2 separate regions of the Homo sapiens genome follow, and region 2 is linked to region 1. Evidence: read pairs that join two places in POLR2A ChIA-PET (ENCODE). Cell type or tissue: A673. All regions are shown on one strand. Links, peaks and the distances in the headings refer to the core of each region. The heading gives the core; the rest is flanking DNA.

Evidence for each region. Peaks named below come from ENCODE experiments on the same cell type or tissue, not always from the same donor. Only the 100,000 strongest peaks of a DNase experiment are listed, where the experiment ranks them.
Region 2: POLR2A ChIA-PET joins it to region 1 with 9 read pairs; 1 of 35 experiments calls an interaction of 5 or more read pairs at or near these places.

What each region holds. Positions count from the first base shown.
Region 1 is chr16:65,832,317-65,835,235 of GRCh38, forward strand. No RefSeq gene overlaps it. Among named protein-coding and RNA genes, the nearest start is that of LINC00922, 260 kb to the left of the region's middle. In A673, for the core only: no CTCF peak of the experiment used is centred there; DNase peaks (open chromatin) are centred at 585, 1,335 and 2,555; H3K27ac peaks cover 2,500 bases.
Region 2 is chr16:63,974,995-63,977,913 of GRCh38, forward strand. No RefSeq gene overlaps it. Among named protein-coding and RNA genes, the nearest start is that of LINC02165, 250 kb to the left of the region's middle. In A673, for the core only: no CTCF peak of the experiment used is centred there; a DNase peak (open chromatin) is centred at 1,507.

The sequences.
Region 1 (2,919 bases), core at 92-2,591:
ACTGACAGCCTCTACCAAGCTCAGCAGTTGCCTGGACTGGGCAGTAACACTCACTCTGGATTCTGTGTGGCTGAGGCTGCTAGCCTACTTCCTGCACCAGCCAGGCCTGAGTAGCCTCAGACCCTCTGCTGGACAGCTCTGAGGGTTGTCAGCTTGCCCCCACCCCTGCCTTATGGTCAGGCCTGGGCTTGGTGACACATGTCCATTACCATCCGCCTCTGCCTGAGTTCCCATTAGTGTCTGAAATACTGTCATGATCCAGCATGAGCTGTGACAGGCTACAATTAATTAATTAATCAGTTATACTCTATCAGCAAGTACAGACCAGGAATGTTAAATAAACAAATTAAAGGCTATGTTTCACTAAAGCTCAGCCCAATGAAATAATAATGAGGCAAAGTTAACTGCTCTGAACAGAGGAAGAAAGAGTATTATAAGGAAATATACCAGTGCAGTAATATCCTTTAAAAATGCAGAGGGTATACTGCTGCAAAAGCAGCTATGACTGCCCCATGCTCTGCTCAGGGAAGGTGGTAGGAATGCAGCAGATGCTGCAGAAAGAGCAGGGCTCTGCAGACAAAATTGGACTTGAAGCCCAGCTTCGCTGCTTATCAGCAAAAATCCATCCCAGCTTTGCCACTTATCAGTAACTCCCTTAACTGCTTTGAGCCTCAGTTACCTAACTTACTAAAAGGAAGAGGAGGAGAATACCATTAGTAATTGTTTGGATTTTTTTTTTTTTTTTTTTTTTTTTGCCAGAGTCCAAGGACACTTTTTCAGACACACTATTAAGGCTGGGCCAGGGTCTTTCTCAGGTTGCAAGAGGGTGGTTCTGGGGCCAGACACAGTGGCTCACACCTAATCCCAGCACTTTGAGAGGCTGAGGCAGGAGGATGGCTTGAGCCCAAGAGTGCAAGACCAGCCTGGGAAACCTAGGGAGACCCCACCTCTACAAAAATGAAAAAATTAGCCGGGCATGTTGGCCTGCACCTGTAGTCCCAGCCACTATGGAGGCTGAGGTGGGAGAGTCGTTTGAGTCCAGGAGGTCAAGGCTGCAGTGAGCTGTGATTGCACCACTGCACTCCAGCCTGGGAGACAGAGTGAGACTCTGTTAAAAAAGAAAAGAGAGAGAAAGAGAGAAAGAGAGAAAGAGAGGGAGGGAGGAAGGAAGGAAGGAAGGAAGGAAGGAAGGAAGGCAGGCAGGCAGGCAGGCAGGCAGGCGGAAGGAAGGAAGGAAAGAAAAAGTAAGCAAGCCAAGAGCTCTGGAATCTTTGAGAAAATGGGTCCATCATTATTGCAGGATCTGTGGTTACTCATCCAGGAATTGCTATCTGGGCAGTTTTCCAGCGTCCTTGTTGGATGATAATGTTCTTTCCCAAGGCTTTATCTATATAGATCAGCATCTGTGGGGCCATGATAGAAGGTTAGCTATTTTTCTTCTAAGGCCTTCTGTTTAGAACCTGACTGTGGCCCCCAAGGAAGGCACCCTCACTTTTACCTAGGGCAGCAGCATTTTAATTCTCAGCTAATGATACCATCATGCTGGCATCTTGTGGGAATTTTTTTTTTTTTTTTTTGCCCCTCTACATTGAAGCCTCCAGTCCCTGTTCTGGCATAAAAAGGCAGATAGGGATTCTGAAAGCCAAGGAGAAAATGTCCTAGAGAATGTTCTGGAAGTTGGGGAAGAGGGAGTCAGAGGGCAAGAACTACACCATGGGTCGGTGACAGAGGCAGTCCCACGTCCCTCCACCCGCCGCGGTGTGACTTTGAGAGGTCAAAGGGAGGATTCCAGTCCTGCTCAAACCAAGAAAATGGTCATTATCTTAGGGTATTGCTTCCAATTAAGGCCCTTCTAATGGTGATGGGTTTTCCCTGCCAGATACAGGTAGAGAATTTAGGTGACAAATGGTTTGTATTATTCTGCTGACACCCTTTTTATCTTCCCAGTAATTCCAGAAGATCAGAGCTCTCTATAAGGTCACTGGATAGCTGTGGGGTGGTATTTGTGTGACCCACCAGGGTCTCCTGGAATTCTACAACTCACACACATCTTTACAGCTGGGACCTGGATACTGAACTTAATTATGCCCAAAGATAAATAGTAGTAAAACTACTAAACTACTAATAACACTAATGATAGGCCGGGCATGGTGGGTCATGCCTGCAATCCCAGCCCTTTGGAAGGCCGAGCCTGATGGATCACTTGAGGTCAGGAGTTCGAGATCAGCTTGGCCAACACGGTGAAACCCCGTCTCTATAAAAAATACAAAAATTAGCCAGACGTGGTGGTGGGTACCTGTAATCCCAGCTAATCAGAGACTGAAGAAGGAGAATTGCTGGAAACTGGGAGGTAGAGGTTGCAGTGAGCCAAGATGGAGCCACTGCACTCCAGCCTGGGCAACAGAGTGAGACTCTGTCTCAAAACAAAACAAAACAAAACAAACAAACAAAAAACTAATGACAGTGGTGGCACTATTTATTCATGACTTACCTTGTGCCAGGCCCTCTGCTAAGTGCTTTACATGCATTAATTCAGGGATTAGCAAATGAAGGCCACTGGCTGTATAAAGTGTTATTGGTACAGCCACACCCATTCATGTGTGTGTTGGCTGTGGCTGCTTTAGCACTACAATGGCAGAGTTGAATAATTAAGGCTGAGCACATACAGCCCACAAAGCCTAAAATATTTCCTCTCTATCCTTTTTGAGAAAATTTTTGCCAAGCTATGAATTAAAATTATCTTATTCTTACCCAAGCACAGTGATCTGGGGATCACTGTGACCATTTTATATAAAAATAAACTGGGATTTGGAAAGATTAAATACTTGGCCCAAGGAGACATAATTTATAAGTGGCAGAGCTGGGGACTGAAACCCCGGGCTTCAGAGTTCAAGCCTGGGAATCCTAGGATCTATCCAC
Region 2 (2,919 bases), core at 208-2,707, 1.9 Mb before region 1:
TCATTTCATGGCAAGGGTTGCTGTGCTATGTAAAACCTATACTAAATAAATGTGTATGCTTTTCTCTTGTTAATCTTTTGTCAGAGGGGCATCAGCCATAAATCTAGGATGAATGAGAAATAATATGTTTGCTTCTCTATGCCAACCAGTGTCCCCTTTAATGGCACTACACCTTAAGGATATGACCACAACCTGAGAAAGTCTGAATCACGGCCGGGCGCGGTGGCTCACGCCTGTAATCCCAGCACTTTGGGAGGCTGAGGCAGGTGGATCACGAGATCAGGAGATAGAGACCATCCTGGCTAACATGGTGAAACCCCGTCTCCAATAAAAATACAAAAAATTAGCCGGGCGTGGTGGCGGGCGCCTGTAGTCCCAGATACTGGGGAGGCTGAGGCAGGAGAATGGCGAGAACCCGGGAGGCGGGTCTTGCAGTGAGCCGAGATCGCGCCACTGAACTCCAGCCTGGGAGACAGTGAGACTCCGTCTCAAAAAAAAAAAAAAAAAAAAAAAGAAAGAAAGTCTGAATCACAACAAGCATTTTCCCCCCATTTTTTCCCCCAGCCAACAGCATTAAAATATTTTACACAGACCTATAATAGAAAGACCATGGTCTATCTTAGGTCTCAATTGAGGGCCGTGAAATATGTGCTTAAATAAGAAGCTTTATAATAAAGCCCAAGATTCAAAATTTAGATTTGTGTGAAGAGGGTTAGGTATATCTGAGTTCTATAAAATGCGATGAGTAGAAAGGAGTGAAGTTGATAAATGATTGGGATTATACCAAGATTATAACAAATAACTGCTATTTACTGTCATTTTATTATGCTGCTGTAATCTCATTCAGTTAGTGGTTATCCTGTCATCCATTCCCAGAATTTCAAGTGTGCATTTGACAGGTGAGTAAACCTAGCTTTTTTATTATTTAATCCTCTTGCCGAGGAGCTCATCATTGCAGGTAGAGTTGACATTCAGAACAGTATGGCCCAGCTCTAGATCTCACACTTCATCACCGGCTTAGACTGTCCTCTGGACAAGGTATTAAAGTGAGAATTAGGGAACACCAAGAGAGCCAACTTCTGGAAGTACTTGTCCATGTACGGGGAGGCAGGGGCTGCCTACAAAATACCAAGTTGTAAAGTTCATGGAGATATACGTGTGCATATTTGAAGGTGGAAGGATGAGATGGGGGTCAGAGAGATTTATGTTATAAATGTAAAAAAATTAAAAAAAAAAAAACAGACAACATCTGAGTGGGAGATGGGAGTGGAGGGAAGAGAGCTAGAGAGGCACCAGGCTATGGTCAGTAAAGCAAATGCTTATTTCCCTGAGTCATATAGGATTAGGTCAAATGAAGGAGATTTTAGTTTGGATCTGCCTTTTACCTGAACACAGTCTTGACATAGCTCCATTTATCCTCTTTCTTCTTTGGTAAAGATAGGACCGCCTTTGACAGTTTAAACATATTCATCCAATTACATGTTAAATTCCGAGCAACACTAAACCTCCTGTTGCGAAAATGCCCTGCAATACAGATTTGCAATCTTCTAGAACCATGATGTTTATCTAAATTGTCTGAGTTTCCTGACAGGATCGACAGACTAAAGAGAAGAGAATACTGTCAATTCTTTTGAGTATTTTAGCAGATTCTTAAAGAATTACACAAATCTTTAGCTTTTTTTTAATGCAACATGAACATTTACTTTCTGTTTTATTTAGAGACACTATTGCTTGATTTTACTGTGTTGAATACGCACGAATAGATCAACAATTTACCCTTCCTCTTTCTAAGCGATTGTTATTCTCCTAGAAATATGGACCGAGTAATTAAGAGAAGCCAGTTGTGCTGTGAGGTGGAAATAACATCAAATTGACAGTCAGAAAAAGAGAATTCTCTTCCTGATTCCGCTATTAATCAGCAGAATAATCTCAAACCTGCCATAAACCTATCTGTGCCAAGTGCTTGTGTACAAAATGAGGAGGTTAGACTTTATAACAGATGATCTCTAAAATATTGTCTATTTTAAATCAATGAACACATTATTTGAAAATAAATTTCATTTTGTTTGAATAAAATTTGAATAAATATACAGCTCTCAGTGCTCATATCTTTTTCATGTCTCACCAATGAAAATCATGAGATTATTTTTGTAAACATTTAAAATGTCAATTTTTTCCAAAGAGAAGTTATTTTAAACTGTAATAAACTATGTGTTCACTTTTCACAGAACTCTGTATCTTCTTTCTTAATAGCAGTGACATATCATGGACAATGTTATTAGAACTGCACATTTAGGCTGAAGAATGAGTCCCTTAAACCTATCTTTCATACATGGATTTTAAAACCTAATATTTAGCAGACTTTGTTCAGTGATCTTAAGTTTAGTATATCAGTTTATTGAATATGTGCAAACAGTCCTTTGGAAAACTCCCTAATAAGCAATAGCATTTTACTAAAGATTTCTTCAAGAAAATCTAACGTGTGTAATATTAAAATAATATTTATGCCTCTATGCACCATTTAATTTCCTCCACAAGCTTTGAGATATTGTCTTAGTTGGTAAAGGTATTAATTACTTTGAAAAGAGGAAGAAAGATCAATGGAAATGGGACAAATTAAATAATTTTATGTTTTAGGGAAATCTGGGCAAGGGACACAATACCAACTAGTTAGCTCTGATGGAAATACCCAAATTAGCACAGATATTAACGTATATTTTTAGGGAAGGTTTTCAACATTATGTATTTAAAGCAGTAAGCAATGCTGGGTTTTTAAAAATTTTTTTTAGTCTTTAAATAAAAAAGCCATCATCTTAATTGCATTTTGTTTCATGCCTAAATTATAATATTCCTTTTATTGCAATGTAGTCATTTGTGTACATGTATGTTTCTTGTGTAGATTTCAGGTCTTAGTGTAAA